3 separate regions of the Homo sapiens genome follow, and regions 1 and 3 are each linked to region 2. Evidence: chromatin contacts called from ENCODE Hi-C or POLR2A ChIA-PET data. All regions are on one chromosome and are shown on one strand. Each heading gives the region's core, a stretch centred on a gene start or an enhancer-like site at or near the end of the contact. The rest is flanking DNA. Distances are from core to core; before and after follow the strand shown. Region 1 has its middle 170 kb from the start of LINC02205. Region 2 has its middle 70 kb from the start of LINC02205. Region 3 holds the start of LINC02205 (long intergenic non-protein coding RNA 2205).

Region 1 (4,614 bases), core at 490-2,989, 98 kb before region 2:
CCACCAAGAGGCTGGTATCTGCCCAGTTTTATATCTGTACTCCAGACCCCCAGGTACCTTAGACTCAATCCATTCAGAACTAAACCATCCCGGTTTTCCCCATCCATGATGCATCTTCTCCTATGCTCCCCAGCTCTGATCAAGGTCTTACCATGAATCTACCTGGTTGTCCAAACTAGAATCTGAGAGCTCGTTCTTGACTCCTCCCTGGTTCGTTGTAGAGATTGACACAGATTCCACATCCTAAAAAGCTCCATCTCTTCCTTTCCATCTCTCTGGGCCCTGCTTTTATTCAGGGTTTCTTTCCTACTCCCTGGTTTATCATGATATGTCCCACGTCTGGTTAACTCCTACACACACCCCTGTCCAAAATTCCTCTATTGCCAGATGCAGATGTGTTGCTCCCTGATCTCTCACAGTCTACTGGGGAAAACAGGCAGATTAACATCTGGCTATAATACATAATGATAAGCCCTAATAGAAACTGTGAACTTAGACGGCATCAAATCCCCTGCATGGGGAACCCTCCTCTCTGCCTACAGGGGAATTCTGAGCAAACATCAAAGGGAGAGGAGTTTTCTCAATTACTCCTGGGCTCTACCCCACCTTGACCAGACACCCCACCTACGCTAAGTCAGGGCGCCTAAAATTGAACATTTTAGCTTCAAGGCGGGTGGGGAGAGAAGAGAAGCTTACATTTCAGACACAAAGAGAATAAAGAACAAAAGAAGCAATCGGGTATTTAAATATTTGTATTAATTAGCACCTAAAATCAGTTTCCTAAAAATAAAGGTAAAAATTCTTCCTGACCATCCTCTCCAAGTGTCTCATTCTAAAAGTGAGAGTAAGACTGACTTCCTGTTTTTAAAACTTCAGAAAGTGGAAAAGGCAGAAGCAAGACGTTGAACAAGACATAGAGCTGCTCAGCACCTTCATTTCCTCCTCCTTAAGGAAGAAGGTGATCATAATCTTCCCAGGCAGCTCATAAGGCTACTGCTTATTTCAAATAAGACAGCAAACGCCAAGGCCCTTTGAGAAATTCAAGATGCGATGACAAGAGGAATTATTATACCAGACACCTTTATGTTCCTTTTGCCTTCTCCGAATCTGTTGCGTCACCCCTCCAAGACTGATTGATATTCCAAAGACACAAAATAACTTAAACAATTCAGAGAGAGGCAGATCTGGAAGGTGGAAGTCTTCAATATTTCCAGGAGACAATGGGAGCCATGAATAATTCTAGGAGACAAGAAGACCATACAGAAATCCTCCTACTTGGTTTCAGTGTCCTTGATAACAAATGCCAAGACAGGCTATGAGATCTGGGAGAGTGGAGACCTGTGTTCTCACCTGATTTAAGGTCAGCATCCCTGGAAAGGATCACACACCCAGATGAGAGGGGAGCATCCTGCTCTACTGCCTCCCTGCTGCACCATGTTGGGCACGTCACGTCACTGCTCTGAGCCTCAGTTTCTGACCCCCCTCCCTCCTTCCCACTTTCCCATAGTTGTTGGGAGGGCAAGAGGAGATCAGGGATGTGGAAGCTCTTTGCAAACTATAAAAGGCTTCATACATTTACATTGTTGTCATCACTATCTGCGTGACTTGTGCTTTGGTGGAATAAGTCCATCTGTGCAAGGCAGGCCTTTGAAGGTATTCTAAGCCCTGCAGGCCTCCAGCGGCCCTCAACGTAAGCCAGTGGTGGAGTATGGTTTTTATCAGGAAGGCTGGCGGGAGACCAGACGCCACATAGCCTGCAGAACCTCAGGATACAGGCCGGCCCCGCCAGGGCTACTTGACCCCAAACCATCCCAGGGTCCTGCTCTGGCCTTTGCAGTCCCCAGTTTCCATGTGGTACTAGGTCTTGGCGTGGTGTGGAGAAGGAGGTGTTCTCTTTCTCTCTGTTGCAAAGGAATATTAGGAAATGCATCCGGATTTAGATTCCCAAATGGAACTCCAAGCTGTCCCCTTAATTGATTTCTTTTGCTTCCCTCAAGTCCTCAAAAACGTGTCGACATCCATTTGGAGTTGCCGTCCACCAGGCGCACACTGGCCAACTTTCTTCAATTAATGAGCTGTGACTGAAATTGAGAGCCTCACTTTCCACAGCCACGGCAGGAGATTGACCCTGCCTTGGCGATTAAACAAAATGTCAGTGCTGTGTCTGTGAAATATAAGTTATTAAAAACTGGCCACTCCAGCTAGCTCGGGCAGCACATTATCACTGATGACTATTGTCTTGGCTGTGGCTGGACATCCCCCGACACTCACCTCCAAATTTGGCCTGTTTGCTGCTTGTGCCTTTGCTCAAGTCAGTCCCCCTGCCCTGCACGCCCTCTCTATAGCTATGTGCTTGTCAAAACACAGCCAGCCTTCAGGACCCAGTTATTTGGATTTTTTATTCATTCAGTAAACATGTGTTGAATGTTCACTGTGCACCAGACTCTTGTCATTTATTCATTTCTATAAAAATGTATTAAATGAACAAGACAAACACCACCTTTATCCTCACAGAGCTCGGAGACTTGGAGGGACACATTTTGAAAGATGACTCTTGGCCGGGTGTGGTGGCTCACACCTGTAATCCCAGCACTTTGGGAGGCTGAGGCAGGCAGATCACTTGAGGTCAGGAGTTCAAGACCAGCTGGCCAACATGGTGAAAACCCGCCTCTACTAAAAATACAAAAATTAACCAGGCATGGCGGTGGGCGTCTGCAGTCTCAGCTATGCAGGAAGCTAAGGCAGGAGAATCAGTTGAACCCAGGAGGCAGAGGTTGCAGTGAGCCGAAATCACACTACTGCACTCCAACCTGGACAACAGAGGGAGAGTCCGTCAAAAAAAAAAAAATTTACTCTAAGGTGGCACAGTGGATTTAGGGCAGTGACAGATATGTATGAGTGCTATGGGGTACTGGGAAGGGGCACTGACTTCTGGAGAAAGTGCTATATTTTTTAAACATTTTTGTAATTAAAAATTTCAAATATTTATTTGGAACTGTTTGACGAACCCCTCGGTGCCCACCACCCAGCTTTAGCATCATCGATCATCTCACAGCCAGCCTTTTATCTCTAATCCTATCTGCCTCCCCACACTCTTGTGTTATTTTGAAGCAAATCCCAGACATCATGTTATTGTCTCCATGAGTCCACACCCCTTCTAATCTGTACTGCTCAGTGGCTTTAGGCCAGCTTTATGTCAATAAGGGAGCCACCAAAGTGTCCAAGGAGCACTGACCAGCCTTGGCGTCAGACAAATCTGAGTTCAAATCCTATTTCCCACACCTGCAAAGCTGCTGACTGTGCAAACGACTTACCTACTCTGGGCCTTGCATTCCTCATGTACAAAATAGGGATACCATTTCTGAGTTTCTAGAGTTGTTCTGATAATTAAATGATGTAAAGTATATAAAGTGCCCAGCATGGCACCTGGCCCTGAATTGGTGCTCCATAAATATTCCCTCCCTTACATCACACACCGGGGCCTGTTGTGGGGTGGGGGGAGGGGGGAGGGATAGCATTAGGAGATACACTTAATGTAAATGACGAGTTAATGGGTGCAGCACACCAACATGGTGCATGTATACATATGTAACAAACCTGCACGTTGTGCACATGTACCCTAGAACTTGAAGTATAATTAAAAAATAAATTAATTAAAAAAATATATTCCCTCCCTTGTCTTGCTGTGTCCTGGGTCACTGTGAGAGTACCGTGAAGCAGCTGAGTATGTTTGACTGATATTTCACTTCGGACATGCTAAGATGTGACTGGACATTCCCAGAGGTCAGACTCCTGACCACAGTATAGGCCCAGCCCAGACAGCTATTACAGTAAGACTTCTTTAATGTCAGCCTCTCTCACCTACTCTTTACATAGTGTGGACTACTCTTTAAGCAGACCACTGGTCCACACTGTGTAAAGAGTAGGTGAGAGAGACTGACATTAAAGAAGTCTTACTGTAATAGCTGTCTGGGCTGGGCCTGAACCACCGTCACGTGAGTTCACTGCAGAGAGATGTTGCTTAAGTTTTGCAAAGTTCAAGTCGTGACATTGGCCATTCCTTTCACACTTCACAGTGCTTTGGGAAGAAGGGAGACTCTAGGCAAGGGAGAATGTGTGCACCTAAACTGAGCACTTGCAAGCTTGCTTTTCAAAGGCTCGACCTGCTTCTGGCTGCTGCGAGCACCAGCCTCCTCTCTACTCTGGGTGGCAGCTGGTGATAAAGCCCCAATAACTCAGACAAATGTGGTTGACGCCAGAGAGGAGTCAAGGGCCTGGCTGCAACGTCTGGGGCCAGCTTGGTCTTGGACCTCGCTGTATGTTTACAAGTTTCCTTTGACAATTCAGTTTTGAAGATGGGCTTCATTAAAGGGCAATTATAGGTTAAGTAACTTGTTGGCTCATTGCCTAATGTGGAAAACTCGACTATGACAATCAGATAATTCTGAGATTAAGCAAGACAGCAATTGCTACTGAAAGAAGAAGCTTAGCAAGAGGATAAAAGACTCTCCAGCCATGACCTCATCCCAGCTGCCCGTCTGGGCAGGAAGTCTGGATTCAAGGGGCCAGCAGGCTCTGGGAACCTCTGGCATCGGGGGTGACCTCTTCTGGGAA
Region 2 (4,618 bases), core at 567-3,066:
AAATTGCCAGGACTCAAGGTGACATGGGATGCAGCAGGGGACGCTGGTGGACTGGGACAGCGGTGCCAGCTGCTTATTGGGCTGCCGCCCTTCTCGCGTGCCAGGCCTGTTAATCAGCAGGGGAAATCAATACATTTTAAATTTAATTCAGTCCTGTAAGGCACACCCAAGCCCCAAGATGATTTCTCCTCATTCGTGATTCCATTTCAGTTTTACATGAAAGATTTTCAACCCACGCCTACCCAGGAATCAGAGGGCAAGCTCTGTTTTTAAGGCTTAGGGATTCTTTTTATTCTTTCTAGTTCTCTCTTATCGCCCACCCACCCCTGCCGACCAGCGTCCTCCCCACGGCATCCTCCTTCGCCTTTTTGATCATAAATCAATGTCCTTTTCCTCTGCTGCCCTGGAAGATGCAAGCTTAGATGACAACTCAGCTGTTCCCCTTCCGCCCCCAGGGCCAAGGCAAAGAGAAGCCAGGAAGATGAGCCAGTGAGGGAAGGTAGAGGGTTTCCAGAGCAAAGAGGCAGCTTTAGTCAACCCGTGGAAGGGACTTGCAGACCCGGACGATCCTTAGAAGGCTGATCAGGAAGCGACATTGACCAGGGGTGCCTGGCATTCTTCCCTGCCCTGGGATCAGCGTGGCCTCAGGAGTGCACCCAACAATGCCATCAGGCTGCCAGGACCCTCTACTGCCAGCTGGGTGACCTTAGGAAAGTCAGCTGGCCTCTCTGAGCCTGCTTCCCTGGGTGGACAATGGGGAAAACCCCTCCTTCTTGGGGTTGTTTGAAGATCAAATGGAATTCTTGAGCACAATCTCTTCCATTGTAATGGCTTCCTGGCTTGCTCCTACTTCCTCCCTGCTCCATTAAAGCTTAATCTGATAAATCAATTAAGGATAAAATACTATTGGCTGACCTCTGGTTAGTTGCCAGAGTTCAAGGACAACAATTTATTCCTCTGTGCATCTTCCTACCCCCAACCACCCCCCCGCTCCACCCGCGCGCGCGCGCGCGCACACACACACACACACACACACACACACACACACACACAGTGAATTGTCTAATGGCCTCTTCTTCCAGATAGGAGACACTCTTTGTGCCTCCATAAATGTAGCCTGGCACCAGTAAGTCCTGTATAAGTACTTAGTAGATAAAGGAATGAAAGCCTGGCCAGAGGGAAAATCCAAACCTCCTGCTAGGAGGAAAGCCAAAGGTCAAAGTTGGGTAAATAGGGGAAAGGAACCAGCCCCAGTAGCCAAGGTAGGTGAAACAGAAAGAAAAATCAGTAGAGAAGAGACAGGTTGGGAAGAGGAGTACAAGGTAGGTCAGGAGAGTTGTCCAGGTCATGCAATGAACAAGGTCTTCTGGGCTTTGAAAGACACATGACTGTAGCTCTGTGGCTTAAGGCTGGACTTCATGGTTTCTAGGACCAGACTGCTCTGGAGACCATGGAAATTGCACTGCCCAGCTGCGTGCTGGGGAGTCCTGGTGAAAAGACTGTTTCATTCCACTGAGAAGCCAAGGAAGCAAAGACGCGAAAGGGAGAAATAGGGAGGTTTCTGAGCAAGAGTGGCAAGAGGAAAGTGCTATTTCAGGGAACAAATGATTAGTGATGTTACACAGAACAGGTCAGAGGAGGAAAGAATGCAATTGGGGAAACTAGTGAGGATGCGGCCCAGGGAAGACTCAATGAAGACTGAGGCCAGGGTGACGAGGGTGGGAAAGGACACAAAAGAAGTAAACAAGAAAGGAAATCAAGACACAGACTCCCTCTCTGTGCTCCTCAGCCTGCTTCTCACCTTCCCTGCACCTGTCTCAGCCAAAGCCAGCCCTCAGGGCCCTCCCAGCCCCATGCCCCCGGGGCCAGGCCCAGTTACATCAGGTAAATAAAAAGGAAGTATGTGGTTTCTTCTTTCATTTCTCTCTCCTGACTTCCTCTGACTGCCAAAATTTGTCTGTCCCATCTGCAAAAATGTGACATTTTATATTCAAAGCAGTGCATGTCTAGTTATTTACTAGATGTGCAGCTAAGACATAATTACATTTAAAGTATTTTCCCCCAGGAATAGTCTTCCTTTAAGCAACAGTGCTCATTGTTTGAAGATCCTACATTTGGCGAAAAGAGTTCATAATTGCCTTGTAAACAGGTCTTGCAGACAGACACAGCAACAGCTACTTCTAAAACCTCCTGGAAGATTCTGGGGCTGAGAAAGTTGTGTATCTGTGTGTCTGCACATGTGTGGGTCCATGTGTCTGTGCATGTCCATTTGTGTGGGTGTGTTCTAGGTATGTGTGTGTGTGAGAGAGAGAGAGCACGTGTTTATGGAACACACGTCTGTGTCTTGTGTGTTGTGGAGGGGCAGAGCATGAAGAAGGAAACTAGTGTCTATTGAGAGCCTACCATGTTGCAAGTGCTTTGGGCATGGCCTTATTTAATCTTCAAATATTCTTGTCTCAGTTTAACAGCTGAAGAAACTGAAACTTAGAGAAGTAAAAGAACTTGCCCCAAATTAATCTGCCCATAAGTTTCAGAGATAGAACTCTGCTTCTCATAGTCTGTCTAGTTTGTGCTAAAAAGACTGAAGAAATAAAAGTACCATGTTGTGTTTTCACTCAGTGGCATACTTCATATTTTCTCAGATTCATTCATATATAATCATGTATATATCATTTTCTGAGTCCCTCCTGTCCTAGGCATTGTGGTAGAAACCTTACATATGCAATCTAATGCAATGCTTACCACCTCTCTGGAAGCGGGTTTATTATTGCCATTTCAGAGATTTAAAAAAATGAGGCATCAAGGGATTAGGTAACTCCCCCTCACAGAGCTGTAATGCAAAGGCAGCTTTGTTCAACTCCAAAGCCCACGCTCTTGCCCTTACATCCCACAGACTGGCTTCATTATTACTCAGTTTTGAGTCTTGAGAATTTAGAGTCTAGGTAGGCAGGAAAAGCATACATGTGACAACCAGAGTTATCACATGGTGGTCTGTATGTGAAGGCCAGCAGCTACCTTACATCACCAAAACTCAGATTATCTCCATCTTCCTGCTCTGCTACCCTCAGTCTGTCGGCTGCCTCAGACTAGTTTTCCTCATGGTTACAAGACAGTTGCCAGAGTTCCAAGCATTGCAAACAGCCTTGACTATACCCAGTGAAAGAAGGTAGACTAGTTAATTCTTATTTCTCTGTCTTTTTTCCTCTTTTTAAATCTTCATTTATTTTATTTTATTTCTACTATATCCTTCTAACTTTTTGTCTGTGTGTATACATAGAGGAAGTTTGGGAAGATGTTTACCTGTTGAAAAGGCATCTTTGTGTACTTTGATGCATGGTTTGATTTGTTTTTGTAATGAACATACAGAATTTTTTAGAAAAAATAGTATCTTTTAAAAAATGATGTCAGTATTCAAAAGAAATGAAACTAATCTCACAGTGTCATTCACCTGCTTAAGGTGCATCATTGGCTTCCCCACCACAGACCGGATGAAGGACAAACTCTATGGCAGTTTATAAGCCCTTCTGTCATGTGGCCTCTGTGTTCCTGCCGGAGGACTTTGGTCCTCAAACATGCAGATGTTTCTGTGCTTCCCGCCTTGGTTCCGGCGCTCTCTCCTGCTGGAGAACCTCCCTCCACTGCTCCGTCAGTGGAAACCCTGTGCCTTCCTCAAGGACCAAACCAAAAATACCTTGCTCCTTGCAGCTTCTCCAGGAAGCTCAGTCAGGAGATATTGCTCCCCTATCTAGAGGCCAGATTTTTGTGCATTTTGCATTGTGGTGAGTTTGGGTCAGTGGCATGCTGGAGCCGGTGGCTTTTTTCCACTCTTGAGACCTGAGCCTGTGCATCTCTTCCCAAGATGTCATATTGGTGTCTTGGAATCGGCCATGGAGAGAATATTTATACCATGGGAAATGACAAATGCTACAATTTTTTTTTCCTTAGGGAAGTTAGTTGTTAAACATTTACCAGCACACCTTCAGTTTGGGTAGGGGTCCATCTCAAAAATTGACTCAGAATTAATTCAGGGAGGCCTGTCTTATTTCGCTCCAAACTCCATCCCTCATGCTGCTAGCACAGTGCTGTGCTCAGTTCTAGAAAATTAGCTTTTGCAAGCAAAAGGGCAATCCAGGACTCCACTGTCATTGCCCCGCTATGGGAGCCAGCCAGCCCATGGCCCTGGGCTGGGGCTATAAGAGCTGCTGCAGTGCAGATTTCCTTCAGGCCTCCTGGAGACCTTGGGCCCCACCTGTTGGAGAGGGAACAAGCAGGGCTTAACAGGAATGATGGAGATGTAAAATGGCCCCAGGCCATCCCAAATCCCTAAATCTTACACAATAGAGAGGCTTAAGTGACTCAGTAAATGAGCCAAGGAGTTCAGGTCTTGGAAAATGCAAAGTGGTTTGCTAAACCATCCCGAGCAGCATTGATCATCAGCTTACTGGTGGTGTCAGAGGGGCCCATCCAGTTCCCTCAGGCACTGTCTGTGCTTTTCAAGAGAGATTGCAAGTGACAAATGAGCACAAGAGGCAGGCCCTGGCAAAGCTCAGACCGGATCCCTGAATCCACAGATTTACAGCTTCAACCTGCAGCAGGCCCGGTCTGTGCATGGCCGGGG
Region 3 (4,202 bases), core at 1,564-4,063, 70 kb after region 2:
GAGCACCCTTGCCAACAATAACAACCACTGCATATCAGCCATACTCATGTCAGTCTTTCTGACATTCATTTACATATTTACATCACAAGGTGAAAAAGAAACTAGTCAAAAGTAATAGGCAAGAAAACTTGAGACACTGATTCTCACAGTGTCACATGGAAGGAGAGAAGGGGCCTTCCATTTGTCACCACTTTCAGAGTGGGCCTTTACATCCTCAGTATTCAAATGTAGAAACTGAGGCCCAAGGAGGTTAAAGAACCGAAGTCGCCCCATGTTTCATGCAGCAAGACCATCACAGGCCAGAAAGTAAGCCATTTCCACTCCCCAAACCGCCCCCCAAGCTGGGCAGAGCGCTCACTGTGCACCTTCTGTGCTCTCTGCAGACAGCAGAGTGCTGGATGCTGAGGCTCCTGTCTCAGGGGAGCTGATGGTGTGAAGGAAGGGGTTAGAATAATGTCGCTTCCTGCAAGAAGCTTCCTACAAGAGTCCCCTGGCTCCCTGGCCTGGGGCCAGGACTTGGTCACACCCTTTCCTCGCACCCTGTCCCTTTTCTTCACACCACAAATCACAGCCTGTCATTCTACATAGGGGGGGTTAACCAGGTGAAGCTTCTGTCCCTTTTCTAGAGTGTGCAGAGACCCAGTCTCTGCCCAGCACAGAGCCTGGCACAAGGAGACACCCATAAACAGCTGAATGAATGAATGCATGAAGGAACAAATGTTGAAGCAGGCAGTGAAGTGGGAGGGCAGAGAATAGAGAGAGGGGTACAAACGCAGCCGCCCAGGGAGAGCGTAGAAGAGAAAGGTTGCATTTATCTGTGGGCGGGGAAGACAAGCCATGGCGGGTATCCACAGCAGAGCTCACCCCCGAGACCAGCCCAGGGCCTCGCGGCTGCTCTTCTCTTAAACAGGCAGTGGAAGACAGGGGAGCGGGCTCCATTTCCACCGTGCTCCCAGCCTGCTGGAGACCTTGCTTGGGGGCCTTTGCTCCTCTGGGCCTCAGTTGCTTCTGCTGTAAACAGAGGATGGAGTTGTCTTTGTCAACCTTTGAAAACACTTCTATTTCTGAAACCTCACAGCTGGGCCCAGCCTGCAGCTCTCAGGGTTTCTTCCCTCAGCACCAAAAGCCCATCCCCTAAAGCCTTGAACCCCAGCAGGGAACACTGCCTCCAAGACAGCTGGGATAGGGGCTGACCCTGAAGTGGCCACGTGGTTCCCAAAACTTGTAAGAGTTCCCCTAAATTCCCCTGGGTCTACTTATGGCCCCAGGCCAGCTGTGCCTTACTCACAGCCACAAGGCCTGGCTCTGCTGAATCTCAGCTCTGTGGTCTTGGGCAAGTCACCATGAGCCTCAGTGTTCCCATCTGTGAGACAGGAGAGGAGCCTTATGCCAGCAACACCCCTCCCCAAAGTGACTGTGAGCTCCAGGTGGAATCAGTGAAGCTCTGCATGTAGAGGGAGGACATCAGGACCAGGGAGGAATGTGTCTTTGAGGTGGCCTCCCCTCTCCACCCCGTCTTGTTCCCATGAATGACACGCTGTGTCCTGGGGCCTTTCTTCTTTGTAATCCCAGTGTCACTGAGGGCAGCTGAAGTGCTGCTTCTTCCCAGAGCTGTGTCAATGTGGGGGTGGGGGAATCTCCTGAAAGCCAGATCAGCACCCTCTAACCTCAAGGTTCCTGGCAGTCATCAAGGGAGCGCCTGGGGACAGGAAGCACTGAGCTTCCTCCACCAGCTGCACACTCGGCCAGCTCCTGAGAGGCTCTGGGCTCAACAGAGCCCAACGTCCGGTGTGACCTGCAGAAGCTCCTCCCCCGATGCCAGCACCTGAACCTCGGGGTACTGCCTGGTGACGAGTGGCGGAGCTAAGATGCCAGCTCCAGAATGTTCCTCAGGGAACCTCTCACTGCACAGACAAGGGGGCATGAGCTACCCAGCGCCCCCCGGCGAGGCAGTCCCAGGCCCCGACATTTCAGCTGCATGTGGTGCCCCACAGGTGCCCATGAGGAGGAGCTGAGACTGCAGAGGGGAGCGGCCCGCTGGGTCCATCTGCCCACCTGCGGCACGGGGGCGTCTGACGGGCACCCCCACGGCACCCCAACACGGGGGCTTAGGGACTCCCACATCTCCATTATGAGGGCTCAGATTTGTGGGCCAAATTCAAGCCTGAAGCTTCTCTGTTATTTGGCTGCAAAAGAATTCCTGGTGGGAGTGAACACCACCCACCCCTAACAAGGTGTCAGCCCTTTACCTTCTAGCTCCTGCTGCTCCCAAACCCCAGAAAAACCCACTCTGATTTGGCCTTGAAAACCAGAACAGTGACCCTTGCTGGCAGCCAAATGTTTGCACCACAGGCTCTGACATCCAGGCGTCTTAGGGTTGTCTTAGACATCCAGACAGCAAGACAGGCAGTGGGCAGCAGACCAGAGGTGATTGAATGGCCAACTACACCCCATGTGAGAGCAAAGTCCATGAGGGATACCCCTCTCCCCAATTCTTCTGGGGCCTTCCCTCCCCATAACACTTCCATCTGCCCAGACAAGGGCTTCTGGTGCCAGGGGCAGCTCCCTTCTTATCCTTTATACTTGGCTGTTTGTGCAGACCACACAAAGATGAGTCATGCTGAAAGGCAGAACCTGCCCAGGGCTCCGTGAGTAATTTAGGCACTCACTCTACTTCTATTAAATCCCCTTCCCTTGAGGATATTAATGGGAAAGAAATCTGACTAAAGTAATTCACACTCAGGTGTAGCTGACTAATAGCACTATGCGGGTGGGGAGAGGTGGGGAGGATTACCTTTTAGGTGTCTTGCTAACCCCAGATAGAGGAAGAAATCTCAGGCAGTTGACCAACCCATGATATCAGCCCTGAAGGCAGCTTAAGAGAAAAGGCAGGGGGTTGCATTAGTTCCCCAACATCTCTGCCGGGAAAGGACCTCAAGATCCATTATGCATTTGTGAGGTTAATCACAGCATCATAGCTGCTCAGAGTCAGAAAGACCTCACAGGCCAGGCAGACCCCTGGGGTATGCAAATGTGTGCAAACTAACATCCAGATTGGCATTCATTATTCTGTGGTCACCAGCTGAGGGACTTCTGTGTGGAGCACAGCTACGCTGCTGGCAGGAGCCCTGATGTGGAGCAACAATATCCTACTGGAAATGCCCAGGGTGGCCTTGGAGAAACTCCAGAGGGGCACAGGGATTGGCCTGCTGGACCCAGCTCTGGAGGACCAGCCAGAGATGCACACACACTCACTCAAGATGAAGTGCAAGCCTGTGTGTTTTAGTAAAAGGCAAATCTGAAACCGCCTTTGCAAAAATCATAACTAAGGAAATTATGACAGTGAGAGAAACCTGACAGGGCTGACTCCATCTTGTCTCAAGCCTCACAAGTTGGCTCTCTTTGCTCATTCTTGGGCTTGGGCCAAGCTAACTCTGGGAGACATTTATAGTTTAAATAACAGCTCTTCCCAAAAGCTAACGTGTTCTTGTAAAACAAATAAAAGGCCACCAAGTTAGGATAAGAGGGGCTTGAATTCTAATTATTATCAGCTATTGTTCTGGAGGTCATAAGATTTACAACTTCTCCAATTACTCTTGAAGATAACATCACTGTTGTAGAACCTAACATTGGCCTTTTGAGATAACTTTTCAGTTTTTTGCATGTCTGGCAACCTGATGGCCCCAGCTGGACCTGCCAACCACTTCTGTGGCCCCCACCCAGGAACCGCCTCAGCATAAGAGGACAGCTTTGACTCCTTATGATTTCATCCCCAAGCCAACCAATCAGCACTCCTGACTCACTGTCCTCCTACCCACTAAATTATTCTTAAAAACACCGATCCCTGAATTCTCAGGGAGACTGATTTAAGTAATAATAAAACTCCAGTCTCCCGTACAGCCGGCTCTACATGAATTGAACTCTTTCTCTATTGCAACTCCCCTATCTTGATAAATTGGCTCTGTCTAGACAGCAGGCAAGATGAACCTGATGGGCAGTTACAAATCATGCAAAGATGATATGAAGCAAATTACAGGGGAATGACCACAAAACAATCACCATCTCTCCCTGCCTGGTAAGGGTCCTACAACCCTGACAGAGGCGGTATAGAGCGGCAAATCAGGGGGAAGGGATAGCCTCTCACCACACCCAAATGTCCTCCAGCACCATCCTCCTTGGTCTGTTGCCCAGCAGTGCTCTGG

Evidence for each region. A loop is a pair of places that touch in the nucleus more often than their neighbours do. ChIA-PET counts read pairs that join two places held with the same protein, here RNA polymerase II (POLR2A). Pooled maps may share reads with other maps.
Region 1: a loop to region 2 is called in a pooled map, with 1.9 times the contacts of the local background. The contact joins two enhancer-like sites. A Hi-C loop is called at or near these places in 2 of 168 maps with a recorded cell type or tissue (B cell and PC-9), 7 of 37 single-sample maps with no recorded cell type and 1 of 50 pooled maps. POLR2A ChIA-PET finds 5 or more read pairs at or near these places in 2 of 52 experiments (HEK293T and OCI-LY7).
Region 3: a loop to region 2 is called in a map of Calu3, with 6 times the contacts of the local background. The contact joins the promoter of LINC02205 here to the enhancer-like site in region 2. A Hi-C loop is called at or near these places in 2 of 168 maps with a recorded cell type or tissue (Calu3 and breast epithelium), 5 of 37 single-sample maps with no recorded cell type and 7 of 50 pooled maps. POLR2A ChIA-PET finds 5 or more read pairs at or near these places in 2 of 52 experiments (T-cell and activated T-cell).

The regions. Positions count from the first base shown.
Region 1 is chr15:70,335,748-70,340,361 of GRCh38, forward strand. No RefSeq gene overlaps it. Among named protein-coding and RNA genes, the nearest start is that of LINC02205, 170 kb to the right of the region's middle. Within about 2 kb of position 1,740, at least 2 of the 41 ENCODE cell types and tissues checked have a DNase peak (open chromatin) inside an H3K27ac peak, as active enhancers do.
Region 2 is chr15:70,433,720-70,438,337 of GRCh38, forward strand. No RefSeq gene overlaps it. Among named protein-coding and RNA genes, the nearest start is that of LINC02205, 70 kb to the right of the region's middle. RefSeq lists a silencer at 1,740-1,943 and an enhancer at 2,754-2,803. Within about 2 kb of position 1,817, at least 4 of the 41 ENCODE cell types and tissues checked have a DNase peak (open chromatin) inside an H3K27ac peak, as active enhancers do.
Region 3 is chr15:70,503,115-70,507,316 of GRCh38, forward strand. It overlaps LINC02205 (long intergenic non-protein coding RNA 2205), which reads right to left and starts at 2,814. Exons shown (of 2, transcript NR_146562.1): 1 at 2,795-2,814; 2 at 793-1,011. RefSeq lists enhancers at 380-905, 906-1,429, 943-1,082, 1,183-1,322, 2,703-2,752 and 1 more.